Regions from separate parts of the Homo sapiens genome. Here region 2 is linked to region 1. Evidence: read pairs that join two places in POLR2A ChIA-PET (ENCODE). Cell type or tissue: GM12878. All regions are shown on one strand.

Region 1 (5,000 bases):
GGGGACAAGAGGACCCCCAGTGCCTGGATTAAGGGGACAAGGAGACCCCCAGTGCCTAGATTAAGGGGACAAGGGGACCCCCAGTGCCTGGATTAAGAGGACAAGGGGACCCCCAGTGCCTATAATAAGGGGACAAAGGGACCCCCAGTGCCTAGATTAAGGGGACAAGGAGACCCCCAGTGCCTAGATTAAGGGGACAAGGGGACCCCCAGTGCCTAAATTAAGGGGACAAGGAGACCCCCAGTGCCTAGATTAAGGGGACAAGGGGACCCCCAGTGCCTAAATTAAGGGGACAAGGGGACCCCCAGTGCCTAGATTAAGGGAACAAGGGGACCCCCAGTGCCTAGATTAAGGGGACATGGGGACCCCCAGTGCCTGGATTAAGGGGACAAGGAGACCCCCAGTGCCTAGATTAAGGGGACAAGGAGACCCCCAGTGCCTAGATTAAGGGGACAAGGGGACCCCCAGTGCCTGGATTAAGGGGACAAGAGGACCCCCAGTGCCTGGATTAAGGGGACAAGGGGACCCCCAGTGCCTGGATTAAGGGGACAAGAGGACCCCCAGTGCCTAGATTAAGGGGACAAATGGACCCCCAGTTCCTGGATTAAGGGGACAAGTGGATCCCCAGTGCCTGGATTAAAGGGACAAGGGGACCCCCAGTGCCTGGATTAAGGGGACAAGGAGACCCCCAGTGCCTAGATTAAGGGGACAAGTGGACCCCCAGTGCCTGGATTAAGAGGACAAGGGGACCCCCAGTGCCTATAAGGGGACAAAGGGACCCACAGTGCCTAGATTAAGGGGACAAGGAGACCCCCAATGCCTAGATTAAGGGGACAAAGGGACCCCTAGTACCTGGATTAAGGGGACAAGAGGACCCCCAGTGCACTTTGTCAAGTCAGGCTACCCCTGGAGAACTGGGTTTGTCTCAAGGGCCACATTTTAGAAAGGACATGGATTTCAAAGCACCCAGAGGAGGGTGACCAGTGTGGAGAGGCAACAGAAAATCCTGCTATGCAAGGGAGAATCGAAGGGTCTGGTTATGTGTAACTCAGAAACATCAAAACACGTGATATAGCTTTCTTTTCTGTTTGGGGTGATCTCAGCTGACTTCAAGAGATTTTTTAAAAGTTAAGACTTGGAGATTCTACATGATTGGGAAGTCTGAGAGGTATATGGAAAGCCCACTTACTTACCTGGAAGTCAACAGGCTTGGATTTAGTTAATTTTGCTCCCTGTTTGATCACCCCAAACCCTCTCCTGCTCCACCCCCATTCCAACATTACTTACTTTCTAAGTCCTTAGTTAATTATTGTGTTAAAATAAAATCTGTTTAGAGTAGAAAATCCCTAAAATGTTCACATAACTAGCTAGTAGCAGAGGTACTAGAAATAGTCTAGTTATTTAAGCCTAGTGGTTACTTCAGCAACTAGAAATATAGATTAATCTTCCTCACTTGGACTTACCTAAAAGGATATACAACAGAGTGGTAGAAATAGGAGGACTTTGTTGGTAAAAACTGGATAAAATAATAAACACTTTACATTGCATTGGGGTTCAATTATCCAAGAGATCATACCACAGTCGGAGATTAGAAAATCTCCTTGAAGATGTGGCTTAGAGGGAGGATGGATGGGAAACTAAACAGGAAAATATCTCTCTCAAACTGTGCTCAACACAATCCCACTATTTCCAGATAGTCTTCTTTCTCTTCAGAGTATAAATCTTTCACCTTTTACTATTTCTGGATGTTAAATCTATTATATCACAGAAGGAAAAAGAGGGACTTCTGTGGTAAAATAAATTTAGAAAATGGTAGGTTCAACAAAATAATAGAGCTTTCTCTATTGCAGGATTTCTCTGCACCTTTAATATGTCCAAGGCTTCTCTGACTCAGTAAGGACATTGTACAAAGCAGGTTATTTCTTTCTTTTTTTTTTTCTTTTAACACAGAGGTGACCTTCCTCTTCACAACATTCCCTACCTCCTCCTGCAAGCATTTTAGAGGGAGTAGTGTTTGTCAAGCATTACTTTACAAAAACCCTGTAGAGCTCAGCTCCTGCATCGAGTGGTCCCAGTGGGGATGAGAAGAGTGCTTAATTCACCCCGTGGGGATAGAGCGAGAATCCCTAAATCAATCATCAAACACTAATTAAGCATTATTATTTGTCAATTGCTGTTGCAGATACAGAGAGTGAAATCTGCTATCACCATTCCCGGGATTTTTCAGGACACTAAAAAATATGCTAGGCACAGTGGCAAGCGTCTATAATCCCAGCAAATTGGGAGGCTGAAGTGGGAGGGTCATTTAGGCCCAGGAGTCTGAGATACTAACAAAACAAAACTTGTCCACATAAAAAGATAAATAACTATGAAAGACTCTCCTATTTGCTAAGTGTCCAAAAGAGCTGACTGATGTGGCGAGTATTTTAGGAGGTGGGAAAGCTTGAATTAACTTTGGCAGGCTGAAGAGGCTTCCCCAGGACAGCAATCTGGTGCCGTTCCTGAAAACATGGGCAGGACCAGACCTGTTTATCAGAAGAGTCAGGCATTTTATTAATAGTAGAGAGAAGTGTGGCAGGTGCCAAGGGTATTGGGGGACTTTGAAGAGTCAGTTTGGAAGTGTAAGTTCATCAGCAGTGGAGACTAATGCTGGATAAACCAAGGAGATAGGTTGATTATAAAGAACCGCGAATACCAGATATAGGACATTCGAGCCCTGCCATGTAGGCAGTGGTAAGCTGCTAAAATTTTAGACCAAGTATGTGATGTAATCAGAAAACTAATGTCATCATCAGATTCACAGAAAAAGACTAAAGGGGCCGACTACTCACCGGCTCCCACATCAAGGCAGATAACTTTTATTTCTGAGGCAAAGCATTTACTCTGTTCTAGAAGAAATTTAGGGAGGGGAATGAAAGGGGAGGTTCTGTTTTGTCTCTTTTTCTGGCAAATAAACAACCTTCTGATGGAGGAAGGGGCTCAGCAAACTATTTTTAGCCGCCTGCCAGCGGACCCCCGTGATAGAAGACACAGACGTGTTCTAATAAAAGATTCAGATATTCTTCTCAGCCAGCTCTGCACGCTGTTTAAGTAAACATTCTAAAAATAATACAATAAACATATACAACCAGGAGAGATAAGCTGTGAATTGCAAAGTGATTTAAAGTGCTTTCTGGTTCATTTTGGAGATTTCTTTGAATTTCAGCCAAGAAAAAGCCACTATCGTATGTAAGGGAAAGAGCCTTGAGGGAAGTTTGGAGAGACTTCTTCTTGAGTATTTTTATACAAATTGGATTATGACACTCAGAGTCTTCCCTTGCTCATCAGGAGCTGCTCCCTAAGAAAGAGCAGAGCAGGGTGGCCGGGAGCAGCATGTCACAGGCCCTCCACATCCACGTCACACATCCTTACTCCGCCTGACCCAGAGAGGCATTTCAGTGCATGACTTTGAAGTTGAGGAAAGAAGATGGAAATAGAGCAGAGAAAAAAAGCTGTAGAGTGACCAGCCCTGCCTCATCCACACCCCAGCCTCATCCTTCCTCCTGCTCCGTCGCCAGTTGGCCCCGCCTACCATTTGCTTTCCCCCCACCACCCCTCCCGGAGACGGGTCTCACTCTGTCACCCAGGCTAGAGTGCAGTGATGCAATCATGGCACACTGCAGCCTCAACCTCCTGGGCTCAAGTGATCCTCCCACCTCAGCCTCCCGAGTAGCTGGGACTACAGGCACACACCATGACATCTCACAATTTTTTTTTTCCTATAGATACAGAGTCTCACTATGTCATCCAGGCTGACCCCAATCTCCTGAGCTCAAGCAATCCTCATACCTTGGCCTCCCATAATGCTGGAATTACAGGTGTGAGCCACTGTGCCTAGCCCCTACCATCTGTTGCTTGATACTGTAGGACCATGGTCTAAGGAGCTCTCTGTGCCACAAAGACTTTCTCAGGTGAGGGTTGAGGGAAAGAGGCCAGCTAGGGTGCCAACGCCTTACTCTTAGGTCTAAATCTGTTAATAGTTCAACTATATTTGCAAGAGTTACTTAAAAACCTTTTTTTTTTCCTATTACTATCCCAAAGTATTATACCATACATTGCTTCCAGTGAAAATACTAGGCACTATATGGACAATTTTTTTTTCCTTTTCAAAATATATTCAAAATTTGAAGTTCGGGACGCCCTTCATGCTTTAGTTAAACTAAGACTTAGATGATCCTTCTACTGACAAGTCTGGTTAGCAATAAAAGAAACAACAAAGAACTGCAATGGCTAGAAAAGTAAAATATCAGACATTCCAAAATTATTTTCCAGGCTCCTCTGCCGACCTCCTACAAAAACCTCCGGTTTCCTTGGAGTGCTAGTTAAAAACCACTGCTGCACTGGCCTCCTGCTCTTTCTTAGGTATGTAGCCAGCCTCCCACCCACAGAACCCAGCCATCCCGGCAAGTGCAAGCACTCAGCATTGCAAATGAATGCAATTAGATGGAACAATAAGTAAAAATAAAGTTCACCTAGAACAGACATGAGACAAATTTTCTGGAGTCACAGCCCCCTTTTTAAATGAAATTGCTTTCCGCTGTCCCCTTTTGAAAGAAAAGCCTGGAAATCAAGCACTTTGCTTTTTCGGGGTTTTGCTTACTTTAAATGATGCAATCAATCCAGCCCTGCCTCAGATGACAGCGTGGGGTGACAACATCCAATCCCATCACCGGTCCTGCCAGCTCTACCCCACCAGAAGCCTGACCCTCCCCTGAAAACTCATTTACGGAAAAATACAATCAAGCAGTCTCCAAGGGGCTGCCCCCTAGGGAACTTTTGTGTCATTGCCTTGAGGAGAAAGAAATTCACCTTGAGCTGGAATAAACTGACATTCCCTACATGGTGTCATGTGCCTGACTGAATGCAGAGAAAAATAAATCCAGGCTGCCCAGCATCTCTCCGCTGATGGTTATGTGGGAGCAAGGAGGCAGACAGGAAGGCGTTGTATAGTTACGGCGCAT
Region 2 (5,000 bases), 81 kb before region 1:
TGAGCAATAAGAAAAAAATGTTAGGATGATGTGAATTCCAGCAGCCACCACTCAGTAAGGCTTACTATATATTAGTTCCTTCAAATCTCACAAGAACACAAGCCACCATTTAAAAGGAAGAAACAGATACTCAAAGAATAAAACAATTTGCCAAAGTGCCCACAGTTATTACATATGGAAACTGGAATTTAAGGCCAGGTATGTATAACTTGAAGATTCATATTTTCACCATGCTAGGTTTACTCTCATGTCAGTGGGCTTATGATAAGTTAAAATATAGCTATCTGATTTTTAAAAAGTACACATTATTATAGCATATTTTATGCAAATAAAAGAGAAATAAATATAGTTGAGAATTAAATATGCAGCAAGTTACTTTGCAAGGTGTCATATGGTCAGTGGATGGATAAGAAAGACGCAGTTCTTGCTTTTAGGAAGAGGGAAAATTTGCATGTATAAATGCATAAAACAGCTACAGGTAAGAAAAACAGATGTGATAACCACAAAACAGATTAATTATGAAGAAATTAATTGTCTTAATCATATTATGCTTACAACTAAGTTTTGGTAAATCCATTTAAAATTTTGGTATTGTATATCAGTATGCATTAATTCATTAATTCATTCCATTATATTTATTGAGACTCTACCACATTTCAGACATGAATATATAGGCATGAATAAAACAAAAATGGTTGCTTGAAGACATGGAATCAACCTAAATGCCCATCGATGACAGACTGAATAAAGAAAATGCAGTACATATACACCATGGAACACTATGCAGCCATAAAAAAGAATGAGATCATGTCTTTTGTGGAAACATGGATGAAGCTAGAGGCTATTATCCTTAGCAAACGAATGCAGGAACAGAAAACCAAATACCACATGTTCTAACTTATAAATGGGAGCTAAATGAGGAGAACTCATGAACGCAAAGAAGGCAATAACAAACACTGGAGTCTACTTGAGGGTGGAGGGTGGGAGGAGGGAGTGGCGCAGAAAAGATAACTACTGGGTGCTGGGCATAATACCTGGTGATTAAATGATCTGTATGACAAACCCCCGTGACATGAGTTTTCCTATGTACAAACCTTCACATGCACCCCTGAACCTAAAATAAAAGTTCAAAAAAAATAAAAATATAAAAAGATAGTCTAGGAGCCATAAATTATCTTGCCCTTTGCCCCTATGCAATAAGCCCCAAACACAAATAGATCGCAATCTTCACTAGCTAAGGGCTTCTTAGAGATCTCCCTTTTTGAGCAACGTATGATTTAGCCTAACAATCCTAGCTTATCCTAAAGGAGTCCTTTCTGGCCATTAAAATCTCTCTTGCCACAAAAAAAAAAAATAAAAATAAAAATAAAAAAAAAGTTGCTTGTAGCTTCCAGAGAGAATTTTCAAAAATGGGGTCTTGAGACTATATGCATACAAACTATTTGAAATACTTTTTTTAAAAACAGATTCCTGGACCTTTTCCAGAACTATTCGATCAGAATCTCTGAAGCTGGAAATGTTTATTTTCAAGAGTTCACCATCTAAAGTTTGTGATTTACTGGTCTACAGGGAAAGTCAATAAATGTGATGGGTGATATAATAATTATTTATTGTGTGATAAATTATCTCAAAACTTAGTATAACAGCAAATATTTATTATCTCACAGTTCTGTGGGTCAGGAATCTAGGTGCTTCTGCCTCAAAGCCTCTCCCAAGCTACTGGGACTGAAATCTCACCCAAAGGATGAACAGAAGGCCCAGCTTCCAAGCTTACTCACAGAATTGTTAGAGGCTTCCCTTCCTCATAACCTGGAGGACTGAAGGCCTTGGTTCCTTGCTGGCTGTTGTCCAGAGGTCTTTCTTTGTCTTTTGTCATATTGGCCTCTTCATAGGGAAGCTCATGACATAGAAACTGTGAACAAACAAGAGAGCAAAACAAGACAAAAGCCAGGGCCTTTATGTAACCTCCTGTTAGAAGCATCATCAAATTCCATTAATCTGAAGCAGGTCTCTAGATCCAGCTTAAACTCAAGGTGAGGGAGGCGCAAGGGCAAGAATGCCAAGTCATCTCAGTGGTGTCCACCACTTGTCCCTCACCCGGACTTGGAGGGTCAGCAAAGAGCCTCTAAGCTCAGACCTGAAGAATGAGTAGCCAACATGGCGGGGGAATGGAGGGGCCAAGGACTATTCCAGAGGGTGAGGAAAGCACCACAAACTCAGGGGATAGAGAGAGATCAGTGCATCCAGGGAAACCCTATTTGTCTGTCTTGTAGATTTCTCAGTCGTTATCAAAAGCACATTATTTGTGCTTGTTTCTGGGGACTTTAGAAGAAGTTCTTATCTCTACACTATCAGGATCAAGGGGAATTTTTCTTCAAGCAAATGAGATTCCAGAGATACTAAAATCTTTTATGAACCTTAAACCTGCTCTGTGTGGGTTTTTGTTATTAACAACAACAACAAACTAAAACTCACACATGAAAATATAAAAATATATACGTTTAGTAGAAATAAGCTGGTTTGTTTTCTTTTAGTCCGTCTTTGTTGTGGCAGAAGTCTTTCACTAACAATAAATCCTTCTTTGCCCCATTTTAGCTTTAATTCTTCTTCATGCAAACATGGTCCAGGTGTGGGCCACACATTAAAAAAAAAAGAAAAAAGAAAAAAGAAAATAAAACTTACTGGGTATTTAAACTCTGTTCCTGACCGAAGGAAAAAAAAAAAAAACCCTCTCAACAGAAGCTGTTAATCTGAGTGGCAATGTGGATTGGAATAAATTTATTTGAATTTTTTAGTCTGTATCATATAACCCAAATTCAAAGTGGGGAATTGTGGTATCATAGAGAAGGCTCTGACCTCAGCATCTGGGAGAATAGGGTTTTGCTGGTTTTGTTTGGGCCCCTAACTGATGAGTAAGCATGGGTAATTCAATTATCTTTGCAAGGCTTCTTGCCTAATCTGGTAAATAGTTTGAGAGAGACCAGTGTGTTCTCAGTGTGGTGTCCAGATCAGTGCTTCAGAATCACCCAGAAGGAAACTTGTTAGAAATGCAAATTTGGGGCCCCACTTCAGACCACTGAATCGGGAACTCCTGAGTGGAGTGCAAGACTAGCCATTTGAATAAGTGATTCAGTGCGTTCTGAGACATGCACGCATTTGAGAACCACTGAGCAAGAAAATCTCAGATCTTTCCAATCTAAAATCTAGAGGATTCTGGAACTTTACGGGGGTAGCAAAAAATAATAGAAATGGTAAAGTTTTCCAATTAAAAAATTAAGATTGTTTTTGGACAAATAAAGGACATGCTAGCACATAATTCTCCATCACATAACCATTAGGAGAGATAGATCAGTGTAGATTATTATTTAAGCCCCTATATTGTAGAGACAAGTAAAACCAGGTATGGGCAGATTAAGCAAATACACCCAAGGTCACAAAGCAAATAATGGCAAAGTCAGAACTCATATCCAGAATCCTGACTCCTGGTTTAATATGTCTCCCTCTCCACAGCTATTACTACCTCTGTTTCAATAGGCTTGGGTACTGTATTTTGCCCACATACATTCTCTAGACACAGAAGCCAAGCATTATCTATCTGTAAATGTTTTGACTCAAATTTTACCTCTGATATCAATGGTTTTTCTTAAAGCACAAATCACGATAGAACACAAATACATGAGTATCTTGAGAAATAAAGCATATAAGGCTGGGCGTGGTGGCTAATGCCTGTAATCCCAGCACTTTGGGAGGCTGAGGCAGGTGAATCACAAGGTCAGAAGATCGAGACCATCCTGGCTAACATGGTGAAACCCTGTCTCTACTACAAATACAAAAAATTAGCCAGGTGTGGTGGCAGGTGCCTGTAGTCCCAGCTACTCAGGAAGCTGAGGCAGGAGAATCGCTGGAACCTGGGAGGCAGAGCTTGCAGTGAGCTGAGATTGTGCCACTGCACTCCAGCCTGGGCGACAGAGCGAGATTCCGTCTCATGGAAAAAAAAAAAAAAAAAAGCATATATACATAAGTTTCAGTGAATTATTTTCTTTGAAGCTCCTAAGCACAGTAATTCTACTTTGGCTGAGTACCTACAACTAAAGTTTCCTAAAGTTTTCATTCAAACTTTCATCTTTAAAATTGATAGTGCCATTAAAATAAAGGGACAAAGACATTAACTGTTCAGTAATTACTATTAGATCTCTCATGGTACTTGAAAAACATCATCCTCTTAAAAGATATAACAGGTAGTAATGGTTAATGGCCTAATTTGCTTCTAATTTTTACCAATGAGTAGTAATACTATTATTAGAAGTGTAATAAACAGAAATCTATCTTGTGAGGCTTGAAGAAGTCGTAGGCCAAAATAGATTTTCTAACCCCTTCCATAAATTGAAAGGATACTAACTAGATGTTCATGGTCACTTGTCCTCATTTGAGATCCCATAACCTTTGTCATAAGGCTCAAGCTGTTAACCTCAGTGCCCTGTCAAATTCCTACTTTAGTAATTCAGCTTTCTCTACCTAAATTTCTTTACAATTTCAAGTAAATTATATCTCCACTTCCCTTTCTAAAATAATGTTATAGTCTTATAGTTTTTTCTAACAGGTCTTGTTTTCTCATTCGCTCTCTGTTTCTCTCTCTCAGGGTTAATAAAAGGAGGTTATACCACCTCCTTTAATCTGAAATTAGGAAAACATGACATAAATAGAAATACATATGATCTAATCTAGTGCTGGCTATAGGAAACCTTAAAACACCATGTGTTGGAGAAAAATACTTGACAGTATTATCAGTTTATTTTAAAACTTTCTTTTAAAATTTACTTTCTTCAATCCATCCTGAATTTCTTATATTTTGAAACATGGCTATCTCTTCTCATTTGAGTTGTCATCTGTCTCTCTTCCTAGGTCACTGCTCTGAAATCTATTTAGGAACCTGTTGACATGTACAATAAAAAGACATTGCTGGTCTTGGGTTTACTATGCCACCAAGCGAGACCAGCCCA

The links. Peaks named below come from ENCODE experiments on the same cell type or tissue, not always from the same donor. Only the 100,000 strongest peaks of a DNase experiment are listed, where the experiment ranks them.
Region 2: POLR2A ChIA-PET joins it to region 1 with 8 read pairs; 2 of 35 experiments call an interaction of 5 or more read pairs at or near these places.

Annotation. Positions count from the first base shown.
Region 1 is chr2:221,367,933-221,372,932 of GRCh38, forward strand. No RefSeq gene overlaps it. Among named protein-coding and RNA genes, the nearest start is that of EPHA4, 200 kb to the right of the region's middle. RefSeq lists an enhancer at 3,811-4,310. In GM12878, no CTCF peak of the experiment used is centred here; no DNase peak of the experiment used is centred here.
Region 2 is chr2:221,286,594-221,291,593 of GRCh38, forward strand. No RefSeq gene overlaps it. Among named protein-coding and RNA genes, the nearest start is that of EPHA4, 280 kb to the right of the region's middle. In GM12878, no CTCF peak of the experiment used is centred here; a DNase peak (open chromatin) is centred at 3,032.